Linked DNA regions of Homo sapiens: region 1 is linked to region 2. A link is an interaction called in ENCODE POLR2A ChIA-PET data of the cell type or tissue named here. Cell type or tissue: PC-3. All regions are shown on one strand. Each heading gives the region's core, and the rest is flanking DNA. Links, peaks and the distances in the headings are about the cores only.

Region 1 (6,829 bases), core at 1,494-6,493, 110 kb after region 2:
GATTAATGATGTTAAGTATTTTTTCATGTTTTTTTGGTCATTTGTATGTATTCTTCTGAGAAATGTTTAGATCATTTGCCCACTTTTTAATCAGATTGCTTGTTTGTTTGCTATTGGTATGTTTGAGTTCCTTGTATATTCTGGATATTAATTCCTTGTTGGATGAGTAGTTTGCAAATATTTTAAATCCCATTCTATAGATTGTCTTTTCACTCTTGTTGATTGTTTCCTTTCCTGTGTAGAAGCTTTTTGGTTTGATATGATCCCACTTGTTTATTTTTGCTTTTGTTGTTTGTGTTTTTGAGGTCTTATTCATTAACTATTTTCCCAGACCAATGTCCTAAAGCATTAACATTTAGGTCTTTTTTTGTTTTTTGTTTTGTTTTGTTTTGTTTTTTTGAGATGGAGTCTTCCTCTCCTGAGTAGCTGGGATTACAGGTGCCTGCCACAATGACAAGCTAATTTTTTTGTATTTCTAGTAGAGATAGGGTTTCACCATGTTGGCCAGGCTGGTCTTGAACTCCTGACCTCAAGTGATCCACTCGCCTTGGCCTCCCAAACTGCAGGGATTACAAGTGTGAGCCACCACACCTGGCCACATTTAGGTCTCTGATCCATTTTGTGTTCATTTTTATATGGGGTGAGAGGTGGGGGTCTTGGTTTCATCCTTCTGCATATGAATATTCAGTTTTCCCAGCACCATTTATTGAAGAGGCTGTCCTTTCCCCAGGGGCTGTTCTTGGCTCTTTTGTCAAAAATCAGTTGGTTGTAGATATGTGGATTAATTTCTGAGTTCTCTATTCCATTTTATGTTCTCTGTGTCTCTGTGTTTTTATGCCAGTATTATGCTGTTTTGGTTACTACAGCTTTGTAGTATATTTTGAGATCTGGTAGTGTAATGCCCCAGCTTTGTTCCTTTTACTCAGGATTGTTTTGGCTATTTGGGGTCTTTGTGGTTCCATACAAATTTTAAGATTTTTTTTCTCTTCCTGTGAAAAATGACATTGGTATTTCGATAGAGATTGCATTGAATCTGTAGATTGCTTTGGGTTGTATTGTTATTTTAACAAAATTAATTCTTCCAATCCATGAACATGGGATGTTTTTCCATTTGTTGGTATCCTCTTTAATTTCTTTCATCAGTGTTTTATAGTTTTTTTTATAGAGGTCTTTCATTTCCTTGGTTAATTTATTCCTAAGTATTTTATCTTTTATCTATTATAATTGGGATTGTGTTCTTGATTTCTTTTTCAGCTAGTTTGTTGTGTATAGAAACACTACTAATTTCAGTATATTAATTTTGTATCCTGCAACTTTACTGAATTCATTTGTCAGTTCTAAGAGTTTTTTGGTAGAGTCTTTAGGTTTTTCTATATATAGGATCATGTCATCGGCAAACAGAGATAATTTGACTCTCCTTTCCAATCTGGATGCACTTTATTTCTTTTTCTTGTATAATTGCTCTGGCTAGGACTTCTAGTACTATGTGTAATTGTTGATTCATCTTGCTAAAATGTTTATATATCAGGATAAAGTATTTTTTTGCAGCTATTAAAATATTTGGCTAGTCTACTAAGAAACTATAATTGTTTTGTGGAAATCATAGGATCAACATTTCTTTAAACATAATCAATATTGTTAGTTAAGTACAGTTTAACATCAAAATATTTAATGACTTTAAAATATGAGAAAGTTTAAAGAGAACATTTTCTTGATACCTTATTCTGCTTTATATTTCTTTTTTCATATACACATCTGACACACAGAAAAAATGGAGTATGGTTTTTAAGTTTGCCTACACTGTTTACTAATGGTATATAATAATTTTAATGTCCAAGAAAATTATTGTCTATAAATGTCCCTTGGTATTCCAGTTTCTGTTCAAATTAAAAAATTCATTTCCATTTTAACATTAGCATTTTTAAGAGAATAACTTAATAATAAAGAAGGAAATAGGAGCCTCTCCTCTGTCACTGCTAGGGAATAGTGGAGAAATCAGAATCTATACAGTACCTTTTGTGTAGCTCTGTGTCTTGAGGCAGGAATTAGCTTCATAGTCTTCTGAGATGTTACTCCCACCTAAAGAAAAACACCAGATGCCTAGTGAATTTAATTTGAAGTTATTACAGAGATTAAAATAAGTTATAGTGAACCTTTTTGTTAAACTGAAATTAGTGATATAACTATTATCAGTAATTAATTTATTTTCTAATGAGATATGTCATATTAGTCAGAATACATATAGGAAACAACCAAAATAGTAAAATTTATCCTATAAAGTTGTCAAGCCAAAAATAGTTGTGTAAGATGACTGGCAAGATGCTTTACTAAAAAATATCTCTAGAAGCCTTCTTTTCCAACTGCATACAGTTGTTCAGCAAAGTGATTCAAGAACTTTGAAAATAGATTATAGTTATTAAAAATGCAACGGAAGACCACATGCAGTGGCTCATGCCTGTAATCTCAGCACTTTGGGAGGCTGAAGTGGGAGGATCACTTGAGCCCAGGTGTTCAACACCATCTAGGCAACACAGGGAGACTCTGTCTCTACAAAAAATAAAAAATTAGCTAGGCATGGTGGTGCATGCCTGCAGGCCCAACTACTTGGAAGGCTGAGGCAGGAGGATAACTTGAGTCCAGGAATTTGAGGCTGTGGTGAGTCATGATCATGCCACTGTACTCCAGACTGGCTGCGTGACAGAACAAGACCCTGTTTCAAAAAAAAAAAAAAAAAAAAAAAAAAAAAAAAGAAGATTTATGCTAAAATACCAAATATGATAATGGCCATAACATCCAATCTAACAGGTGAAGATTATTTTACAAAAAAATACAGAGGATGAAAGCAGCAGGGAACTGTCACTGCTGGTGTATAGTTAGGAGAAGAGGATGGGACCAATGGGAGAGGAATTGGTGAAAACAACACATCATGATAAAACGTTCATATAGTATAAATGACTTTATTCTGCATTCCAGAAAATTGTATTAAAGTCATCTGCTTAGATTTGTATTTCTGAAACATCAATCTAGCAAGTGATGTGAAGGATGGCTTGGAGGGAGATGAAGCTGGAGTTCAGGAGCCCAATTTGGAGGTTATTTCAATTATTCAAGCAAGAGAAGATGAGAACCCAAATGAGGGTAATAGAGATGGAAGATATGGGACAGATTCAAGAGATATTTGGGAGTTAAAAGCAGTAAGATGTGGTGACCAGTTGGATATGGAAGTACATAGCATAAACCCCTAGAAAATTGACTGGGCAAACATTTGTACCATTAACTAAAATGAGGTGGCCTAAAAATATGATGAGGAATTGGGGTAGAGAGAATTTTAGGTCTGAAAGAAATTCTGAAAGGCAGTGTAGTGTAACAAAAATACACCAGTTCTGGAGTCCGAGACTTTGATTCAAATAGCCACTCCCTAATTTTTAGCTATTAAGCAAATTACTTGCCTTCTCTAACCCCTTAGATCCTCATTTATAATATTGTCTACTTTGCAAATTCTTATGAGGATTAAATATGTTGGTAGGTATGCTAAATTCTTAGAATAAGCTAGATGCACATTAAACTGTTGTCATTGCTTTTTTTCCCCCTTTCGAGACAGTCTCGCTCTGTCGCCCCAGCTGGAGTGCAGTGGCATGATGTCAGCTCACTGCAGCCTCCGCCTCCCGAGTTCAAGCGATTCTCCTGCCTTAACCTCCCGAGTACCTGGGATTACAGGCGCCCGCCACCACACCGGGCTAATTTTTGTACTTTTTGTAGAGAAGAGGTTTAACCATGTAGGCTAGGCTGGTCTCGAACTGCTGACCTTAGGTGATCCGCCCGCCTCGGCCTCCCAAAGTGCTGGGATAACAGGCGTGAGCCACTGCCCCCGGCCCGGTTTTCATTGCTTTTACCATGATCTGCCTGGTGCGGTACAGCTCACAGTAAGAAACAAGTGCCTGGTGCTCCGCAAAAGGGTCCGGGTAGAGATGGAGATTGAGGATTAGAGGCCCTCAGGCAGCCACGGCTAGGGAGGAGGAGAAGGGCCCTGGGGGGAATCCGGGATGAGACAGTGTCACATTTTCAGAGCATCCTCAGGACCCGGCAGAAGCCAGTACCGTGGGGGCTTGTGCCGCTTTTCCCCGGTCCCCTCGGACCGTCACAGACGAAAGGGAGCTGCCCAAAGGCGGGGTGCTGAGAGGTCGGCACCCAGCCCGGCTCCTTCGCCTCCGCACCAGCTCCTGGCGACCGAGACTTTCGTCAGTGGAAGGAAGGAATCCTCTCCGGGTGCTGGGCTTGCCCAGCGCGGCGCCCGCCCTATCCCTTGGGTTTACCTGCAGATAATCCATTCGGTTTAAAATCAGATCCATGATGACTACGCGGAGGGGCTAAGCAGCGCCGGACAAGAACAGGAGGGACAGAGGCTTCGGGCCCGCAGGCCTCCGACCCAGTCAGAAGGCTGCCCGCGCCCCTCAAAAGCCAGCCCCAGCTACCGCGCCTAGGTCCTGGGCTGCACAGGCGGGGCGACAGGGCAGTGGCGTCCTGCGTGACGTCAGTACGCTGCTGCGAGGGGCTCCTGGAAGAAGATGAAGGCCCGCCCCTTTCCCGAAGCACCGCCCACTGACAGCGTGTTCCAATCAGAGGCGGAGAGGAACAAAAGAGGCGAGGTCCGGGAGACCCATACAGGGCGGTTTCCACAGAGACCCCAGACGCAGTCTTGGCTCCACCCTCACCGCGGCCCAGGGCTAATACTGGACTTCTTTCCTTATCGCTGTAGAAAAAACTAGATAAGCCTGCTAGATTCTGACCGATTTCACTCTGACATTGGAAAGGGTCCTACAAAGAATTAGGTTCCACCGTTATAGGTGCTAGCTTACAGCAGCGGTTCTTAGACTTTTGGCCTTAGGACTTATTTACAAGACTCTTAAAAACCGTTGAGGAGCACAAAGACCATTTGCTTTTTGTGGGTTTTCTCTCATTTTTAATGTTTTTTTTATTTCAATAGTTTTGGGTGTACAGGCGGGTTTTGGTTACATGGATGAGCTCTTGAGTGGCGAATTCCGAGATTTTAGTGTACCCGTCACCCACCAGTGTACACTGTACCCAATATGTAGTATTTTATCCCTCACCCCGCTCCCAATCTCCTCCCTACCTGGAGTTCCCAGAATCCATTATATCGCTCTGTATGTCTTTGCATCCTCATAACTGAACATGCAGTATTTGGTTTTCTATTCCTAAGTTACTTCACTTAGAATAATGGCCTCCAGTTCCATCCAAGTTGCTGCCAAAAGATATTATTTCGTTCCTTTTTATGGCTGAGTAGTATTCAATGGTGTATATATACTACATTTTCTTTATCCACTCGTTAGTCAATGGGCACTTAGGTTGGCCCCATATCTTTGCAATTGCGACTTATGCTGCTATAAACATGCGTGTATATGTGTCTTTTTCCTTTGGGTAGATACCCAGTAGTGGGATTGCTGGATTGAATGGTAGCTCCACCTTTATTTATTTATTTAAGGAAACTTTATACTGTTTTCCATAGTGGTGGTATTAATTTACATCCCCCAAGCAGTGCAAAAGTGTTCCCTTTTCACCATATCGACACCAACGTATATTTTCTAAATTTTATTTTTTATGTTTATTTTTTTTTTTTTGAGACAGAGTCTTGCTCTTGTCCCCCAGTCTGGAGTGCAATGGCACTATCTCGGCTCACTGCAACCTCCGGCTCCCGGGTTCAAGTGATTCTCCTGCCTCAGCCTCCCGAGTAGCTGGGATTACAGGTGCCCGCCACCACGCCTGGCTGATTTTTGTATTTTTAGTAGAAACAGGGTTTTGCCATGTTGGCCAGGCTGGTCTCGAACTCCTGACCTCGTGATCCGCCTGCCTCATGGCCATTATTGCAGGAGTAAGGTGGTATCTCACTGTGGTTTTAATTTGCATTTCCCTGGTGATTTAGTGATGTTGAGCATCTTTTCATGTTTGTTGGCTATTTGTATATCTTCTTTTGAAAAATGTCCTTTGCCCACTTTTTGATGGGATTGTTTTTTTCTAGCTGATTTGTTTGAGTTCCTTGTAGATTCTAGGTACAAGTCCTTTATCAGATGCACAGTTTGAAAATATTTTCTTTTACTCTATGGGCTGTTTACTGATTATTTCTTTTGCTGTGCAGAAGCTTTTTAGTTTATTTAGGTCCCATTTATTTATTTTTGTTTTTGTTGCATTTGGCTAATGTCCAAAAGAGTTTTTCCAATGTTATCTTCTAAAATTTTTGTGGTTTCAGGTCTTAGATTTAAGTCTTTGATTCATCTTGAGTTGATTTTTGTATAAGGTGAGAGATGGGAATCCAGTTTCATTCTTCTACCTGTGGCTAAACTAGTTTTCCCAGCACCATTTATTGAATAGGGCGCCCTTTTCCCAATTTATGTTTTTGTATGCTTTGTTGAAGATCAGTTGACTGTAAGTACTTGGCTTTATTTCTGGGTTCTCTATTCTGTTCCATTGGTCTATGTGTCTTTATTTATTTATTTATTTATTTTACCTGTACCATGCTGTTTTGGTAACTTGCCTTGCAGTATAATTTGAAGTGTGGTAACGTGATGCCTCCAGATTTGTTCTTTTTGCTTATTATTGCTTTGGCTATTCAGGCTGTCTTTTGGTTCCATATGAATTTTAGAATTTTTTTTTTAGTTCTGTGAAAAGTAGTAATGATATTTTGATGGGAATTGCACTGAATCTGTAGATTGCTTTGGAAAGTATAAAGACCATTTGTTTATATGAGTTACCTATTGATTTTTACCATATTAGACATTAGAACTGAAAACAATTAGTGTTTTTTAAAAACCTATGACAA
Region 2 (7,762 bases), core at 1,188-6,187:
AACACAAAATTAGCTGGGAGTGGTGGCACATGCATGTAATCCCAGCTACTCAGGAGGCTGAGGCAGGAGAATCACTTGAACTCAGGAGGCGGAGGTTGTGGTGAGCCGAGAGCGTACCGTTGCGCTCCAGCCTGGGCAACAAGAGCGAAACTCCATCTCAAAAACAAAACAAAAAAAAAACGGGACAACTATATGTGTAGAATGTAAGTAAGCTCCATGATAGGGAAGGTATCTTTGCTTTATTATTGTTCACTAATACAGCCTAAATAACCAGAATTGTGTCTGGCACCTGCTAGATCCTCAATAAGTATCTGTTGAATAAATGAATAGAGAATAATGGTTAAATTTCTTAAAGGAAAGTAAAAACAATGTGCATATGGTTTGCTTATCATGAAACATGAGGGCATTCCTCTTGACCAAGAGCTACCCCAGATGTAGACTCTGATTTTCCATGGAGCTGGGAGCAGGAATAAAGGAAGCATGGTGTTGGGTGGGGTTTTTTTAAATGAATCTGAACCATTTTCAACAAAATTACTCAAGCCTCTTAGTGTGTAGACTCAGAGTGGGCGATTATAAAAGTTCAAATGCATAATATTTTATGGTGAATACCAAGACTTACAATAAAACTTACAGTAATCAAGACACTGTGGGAATGACATAAGGATGGCCCTATGGAACAGAACAGAGAAACCAGAAAGACATCCACACTTACATGGTTATTTGATTTTTGACAAAGATGCCAAAGTAATCCAATGGGTAAAGTCTCTTCAACAAATAAAAAAACAAAAACAGAAACATTGTTTATATATAGGAGGAAAAAGAACCTCAATCTTCACCTCATACCATACACAAAAATTATTATTATTTTTTTTGAGATGGAGTCTCACTTTGTTGCCCAGACTGAAGTGCAGTGGCATGATCTTGGCTCACTGTAGCCTCAACTTCTTGGGTTCAAGTGATTCTCGCACCTCAGCCTCCCAAGTAGCTGGGATTACAGGCACCCACCACCATACCTGGCTAATTTTTGTCTTTTTAGTAGAGACAGGGTTTCACCATGTTGGCCAGGCTGGTCTTGAACTCCTGACCTCAGGTGATCCACCCGCTTCAGCCTCCCAAAATGCTGGGATTACAGGCGTGAGCCACAGTGCCTGGCCAAAAATTAATTTAGTATGGAAAATAGACCTAGTAAAAGTTAAAACTATAAAGTTTCTAGCTTAGAAGAAAACACAGGAGAATATTTTTGGTGACAGGGTATAGGCAAAAGTCTCTTAGGACAGAGAAAGCAATCAACATAAAAGAAAAACTAGATAAATTAAACTTTAAAATTTAAAATACATCTTTTGAAGACACTGTTAAGAAAATGAATAGGCTAGCCACAAAGTGGGAGAACATATTTGCAAAGCATATATATTTGATAAAGGACTAGTGTCCAGAAGATATCAAGAATTCCTATAACTCAATAACAAAAGACAAACAACCCAAAACAGGGCACTTGTAGAGAAATAAGGTCCAAGTGATGCTTAGTGTGATGAAACAACCAGATACATGAGAAAAGAATTAATCCAGTAATACTATACAACCCTCATACTTTATCCAAACTCTGAATATAATGGAAGAATCATTTAATATTTCAAGAAGATAACATTAATTGGCATATAAATTTGCCCATTAAAAAGTAAATTTAACATAAAACTAAATATTTCTATCTATGAATCTCATTCTAAATGACCGTTAACAAAGTTTGGTAATAATAACTCACCAATAAAAAGCCACATTAAAAACTGTGTTACGTATAGTTTATTTTTATTTCATAGCCTTTTAAAAAATATAAGCCACCTAATATTTTGAAAAACATACACAGAATAATCATTTAGCTGCCACAATATTACAAAAATAAAATGACACAGAATAAATTGCACAAGAGAACAAAATAATCTCTGCTGAGTCACTCTGACTAGGAACACATAATAGTCACTAGGAAGGTGAAGTGGAGCAGTACTGCCATTTCTTCATGATCAATTATCACTAAAATCAGTCACAGGAACTATTCCCAGGAGGTCATCCATTCACTATACAGGAATATGTGCAATATATAGATGTCAAGTTAACATCTTGAATTTAATTCCAAATACCATTCTTTCTTTTCCTCTGGGAGACAAATTCAATGGCAAGCTAGAATAGTGAAGACCAGGGGATACCAAGCCCATGACTGACCCACACCTCTCCCAGCTGGTTCTACAACACAAGAAAGAGAATAAAGTATACCGTGCTATCTAACACAATAGCTAGTAGCCCCATTTGGCTATCTGAATTTAAATTAATTACAATTAAACAAAATTTAAATTTTCCTTCCTCAGTCACACTAGCCACATTTCAAGTGTTCACTAGCCACATGTGCCTATATGGTTACCATATTGGACACTGCAGATATAGAACATTTCTGTCATCACAGAAAGTTCTTTTAGACAGCCCTAGATGTGGGAAGTGTTTCTTCTTTGCTTAGCTAGGATGTAGGCTGCTTATAGAAGCAGCTTTGAGAGGCAATTCTTCTCCCAGGATATTCCTAGACTGGTGGTGGAGTCACAGAAAGGAGTAAGGTAGCCTTTCTTTGCGTAGATTCCCCTCCTCCATGCATGAAAGCGATGGTCTTTCTATAGGAATCAAATACACAAACCCAGACTCCACCAAAATATAACTGACAGGAAAATTAGAGAGGAGAGAAATGATACAGATGAGGGAGCAGCGTAATAGAACATTCTTTATCCTACACCAACCCTCCACAAAGAGGTTACGGCCACCAAGGAAGTGCACAGGTACCCAGGGCCCTCTAGAAAATCCTGATGTGGGACAAGGATATTGACTGAGAGAGGTCAGCCCTGTCAAGAGTTTTGTGAGAACACCTGACATGCCTTCACTCTGCTCACTCTGTCAGAGGGGAGCAGTGCTGCTTGGAGCTTTGACAGTTGTGAAGGAACTAGAGTTTTGATCTTTTTGAACTTTATGCTCCTCTGCAACTGTATTCTGTAGCCAGGGCATAAAATGTTAGTTGTCCTCCCAAGATCCACCATCATCTTCTTCTTCATCAAGAGAAACTGGATTTTTGTCAAAGGCAGTTATATATCCAGCTACAAAAACTACATTTCTCAGACAATCTTGCAGATAGCAGTAGCCAATGACACAGTTCTGGCCAATGAGATGAAGGCAAAAGTTATTGGGCTGCTGAGGAAGCTCTTTAAAAGGAAGTGGATTTGAACTGGCATGCCCCGTTTTCTCTGTGGGCTTCCTCCTTCTTCTTGTGGGGTGCTGCGGGGACCATCTTGGAACCTGGAGGAAAAAGCCAAGGGAACCTCAGCAGCCACCTTAATTAAGCCTGACACCCGTGAGCTGCTGAACCAGCACCAGCAGCTGCCTGCCTCTAACCTCCTTGTTCTGTGAGAAAAGAACAAACCCTCTAATTTATTTAAGCCGCTCTTCAGTCCAGAACTTCCTATTCCATTACCAAGATAAAAATTCATCTTGATTCCCAATAGGAAAGTGTGATTTTTCATCTGAAAGGAAAAGACATCTTGCTTGAAGAATCTGTACCTATTCAATAAATTCAAGTAACTTCAGAGTCATACTAATAAAACAAAAGTCGCAGATAATGGTTTTAGCTCAAACCCACCCATGTCCTTCAGGATCTGTCTATACAGACCAAGAATGGCAGAAATGTTTGGGCTTATTATATAAAAAGCTACTATTAAGGAAAAAAACAAGGTTTTTTTAACCTTAATCCATCAGAAAGCTTTTTCTGCATGCTTATTAAGTTCTGATTACTGGGTCTGAACGCCCTTCTGATAATCCACCTTCCGGTATGGGAAGATGCTCATGACTCAGATACTTAATCAGATCATTATTAACCCATAACATTATTTATTTTGTGTAGACAAAATAAAAAGTGGAGGACTGAGAAATTTATTTCACTGATTCAAACAAAAAAAAAAAACTACATCAAAGATTTACAACTCAATTCTTAACCTTCTCTTGTATGTGACACAGACATCTGACAGTGACATTCTAATGATCCTAGAGTTTTAATTGTGGATTTAGCTTAAATATGCACGAATATCTCAGAGTAGCTGTAAAAATTAAAAACAAAGTACAGCACTGTGTAGATACCTTATGCATTACATTAGTATCTTTAGTGTTCTAACAGTCTCTAGATTAGTAAGTGTGACTTAGAAAACAACAAACATTTCCCACTATTCTAAATGGTTTAACCATTTACAAACTTTAAAATTTTGGTCATTTAAAATTTAACTCTATTGCACTGATTTTGAAACTATAGACAAAATTGGAAATATAGAATGTCAAACTAAAAATAGAGTATTTCATATTTTTTACTCACCTAGTTCCAAGTTTCCACCCCTGCAAGCGAACCAAAAACAAATCCTGGCACCTTGCCATTCCCAGAAAAGCCAGTGCATGGCACACTCTGGGTAAATTTTCTCTCTTATTCTGTAGAATCGCACCAGATGGCATCAGTTCTGCATCTACAGCTGTGCCCTAAAATTGAAGTTCAGACATAGGAATCTACTTTATTAGACATTTTAGATTTTGCAGGTGTGAGTGTGATGTCATTCTCATTCAACTTAAAATGGTTATCTTGCCAAGTAGAACTGCAGATCCATTGCACTTACAAGTTTGGAAATTAGTGCAACAGCCAAGATTGTCCTGATAAGATCTGAAGCCATTTTGAACACCTGAAATTTAGAAACAATGATGAAATAATAACATTTGAAATAAAATACAAATATTACATAATAGAATTATGGCTCATTTCCTTATAATGTAAGAAATTCAAGTCACCTTCTAACATTGCTGAAGAATCACTAAAAACCTTTTTATTGAAAATAAAACACAGGAATCTTCTATAATCAAGTTACATTTATATAATAAGCAGTTATGTTAAATGTTCTTGACTTTTCAAGTGCTTTAATGTCTAGCTCATATATATACAGTCTTTAAAAATAGATTTGGCACATAGTGATTGTCAGAACAGGGGATCGTCAGGGGATGGAGTAGCCAACATGTAGAAGCCTGCAACCTAGACCATTGTGGGTGTCAGAGTATTTGATCTAAGCCAAAAATGCATAAAGGTGGCCAAAATTGTGAGTTTGAAAGTAGTTCTAATTTGAGAGATCAGTCTATGTCAGGTCTTGGAAAAATGATGATTGAATAAATAAATAAACAGCAAAAGACAGCTCATCTACAGCTGTCAAAGTTTCAAAAGCAGAGTCTCTAACAAAGCAAGTGCAGGGCAGGAGATCAACAGCAGCAAGATCTAAGAGCAAATGTGAGTTACCTTAATTCCCAGAGCTTAGAGTCAAGTTCCAAGCAGAGGTTGAGTAATAGGAATAAATATTCATTGTGGCCTGGATAAATGGGAACTTGGTCATTAATGAATTTGATTACAAGGAGTTAATAAAATGGCCCTGGATACAAGATAGAAAGGCACCCCTGCTTTCTTAGGAACCTGAGTCAGTAGAACCAGCTGAGAGATTGGATTAATACTGAGATGGTAATAAACTACTCACCCTGACTTTTCAATAGTCTCTTGTTTAGGAAGAATGATGGGCAGGTTAAATTCATGGATACCAGTGGTGCTGCTAGGAAGATTAAAGGATTGTAAACTCAAGAAGGCAAGCATGTGGTTAAAATAATTTCCATTCTGGTTATTCTAAAGTGTGAAATGATTGTTTTCAATCCTTACAAACAACTATAATTGCTAATTAATTACTCCCACACTCATCTTCAATGTCCATATTAACCATACAACCTTTTAACTAAATGCCACTGCAGAGATATCAACCAATTAGAGAACTATTGTTCAAAGCACAATACAGAATCACTGCAGTTGATTCAGGGAGTTCAAACTGGGAATTCAAATCAAGTCTTACCATAACTCTGATAAAGAGGTGAGGATTTGCTCATACCATAATAATTAAAGTAAACCTCTTACTTCATTAAGAACAGGCCTATTTGGGGAGAGTGAAATAGAAAGTGGGAAATTATCTAATGTCTTGGGCCAAAATTATTCACCTGAGACTATTTTTCCTTTGAAGCATTAAAATAATTGTCTTACACTTCACTTTTATATTATCAACTTAGGCAAACTTTAGTATTTCATTGTTTTTAGCCTCTCTATATGGTCTTTGTGTCTAAAATTAGTATTTTCAATACTATAGTTATGACTTAGCTTATCCCACACTGACATGACTAAACCCAAATCTTCCCTTACTGAAGATTGAGTATATCTGCATCACATATTTCACCCCATGAACCCCCGCACTGTTTTTCAAAAGGGCCGAATGATTATTAAAAGTGCAAACACTCCTGACATCTCATTCAAATTTCCACAATCCTCTACTAAGACACTGATTCTTGCAATGAGTTAGGAGTCAGTTTGGCTTTGTGGATCTGGTAGAAGCTCACCAGATTTGAGTGGGAGAGTGCCCTTTCCTTCCTTGTACCCATTTCCCCCATCCTGAACCAACATGTTTTTAGGCCCTGGATCTTTAGAAGTTTAGTCATAACTAAGGCCAACGTGAAACCATGCGTCATCCCAACTTACCATTTGCAGAAAGCTTCCATCTCCCGTTGTTCCAGCCTTCTTTTTGCAGGCCCAAACTGTCATTGCAGCTGTGGTCCCCTGAGCACCAGTCAAGGGCAGCAGCTCGGCTCTAGAAAGAGAGATGACATAAATCTAGGGAAAAGCTACTGAAGGATGAAGATATTTCCCAAACTAACATTAGCGAGAGGGTACTTAGGGCATACTGGTACTCGAGTTTGCTCCTGCCCGCCCATCTTCTGCAAAAGCTCTAGTAATTTAACCTGAAACCACAGACCCGCCTCTCCGTCCTTTTTCCTGTTTCCCTACACTATGCAAACAGTACCTCTTTTAGCTGGCCCTCCATGCCATCACCCAAAAGGTCACGTACCGGCCAACCCTAAGGCATCTTCCAAATGACTCTCACTGTAACGTTCACCATCCGCTGTCCCAGATTCGAAACCTACCCTGCACGGCAATCCGCAAGCACTAACCGTGGTTGGTGGCTAGAATATGAGTAAGGATCACCGGGAGGAAGGGATTCCTCCCTCCAAATGGACGACTGAATCTTCTCTCCCCCACGCCCCACCCCAGCACCACCAGACGAACCCCATTTACCATCTCTCAAAGCGCAAAAATATTTAAAGCAATATTTAAAATACTTTAAGTGCGCCCCGTTTCCTCCTGCCACCCGTCCCAAAGCCCACACAGTCTTTCTCAAAAATGTGGATATTCAGGTTAACCTGCGATTTTGTTCGAAAGTGGCTAAACTGCATTATCCGAATAATTTACTTTTCCACTCCTTGGGTATAACTAAAATGCAGTTGGACAGAAAAGAGCTTGCAGTTGTCCAAAGTCATTCCGGCTCCAAAGGGCGAATTCTCTTTTCGCCATCTCTCCCAGCCCTGGAACAGCTTAGGGTCCCTCTCGAAGAGCACAGCGCCAGCCCAGACCCCATACACCCACCGTCCCTGGCACCCGAACGCGCTGCGAGCCCCGGGCCTCCCACAGGAGCGGAGACGCGGGTCCCTGCGCCTCACGCCGGAACGGACCCGTCAGAGCCGCCGAGCCCCGCACCTGGAAGCTGGGAGGCCGCGAGGACGGAGAATCGAGGCGGAGACCCAGCCCAGCGCCCGCGCAGCTCGGTGCCCTCCCGCCAGTGCCCGCACTCGG

The links. ChIA-PET counts read pairs that join two places held together with the same protein. Peaks named below come from ENCODE experiments on the same cell type or tissue, not always from the same donor. Only the 100,000 strongest peaks of a DNase experiment are listed, where the experiment ranks them.
Region 1: POLR2A ChIA-PET joins it to region 2 with 11 read pairs; 2 of 35 experiments call an interaction of 5 or more read pairs at or near these places.

Annotation. Positions count from the first base shown.
Region 1 is chr4:121,865,968-121,872,796 of GRCh38, forward strand. It overlaps BBS7 (Bardet-Biedl syndrome 7), which reads right to left and starts at 4,507. Exons shown (of 19, transcript NM_176824.3): 1 at 4,311-4,507; 2 at 2,014-2,079. The coding sequence starts at 4,346. BBS7-DT (BBS7 divergent transcript) reads left to right here and starts at 4,684. Exons shown (of 1, transcript NR_186650.1): 1 at 4,684-6,829. RefSeq lists an enhancer at 4,208-4,437. In PC-3, for the core only: no CTCF peak of the experiment used is centred there; a DNase peak (open chromatin) is centred at 4,594; H3K4me3 peaks cover 1,932 bases; H3K27ac peaks cover 378 bases.
Region 2 is chr4:121,757,151-121,764,912 of GRCh38, forward strand. It overlaps SMIM43 (small integral membrane protein 43), which reads right to left. Exons shown (of 6, transcript NM_001384332.1): 1 at 7,667-7,762; 2 at 6,614-6,722; 3 at 5,577-5,648; 4 at 4,680-4,742; 5 at 4,388-4,545; 6 at 1,780-3,324. It overlaps PP12613 (a long non-coding RNA gene), which reads left to right and starts at 7,435. Exons shown (of 1, transcript NR_024365.1): 1 at 7,435-7,762. RefSeq lists an enhancer at 3,859-4,028. In PC-3, for the core only: no CTCF peak of the experiment used is centred there; no DNase peak of the experiment used is centred there.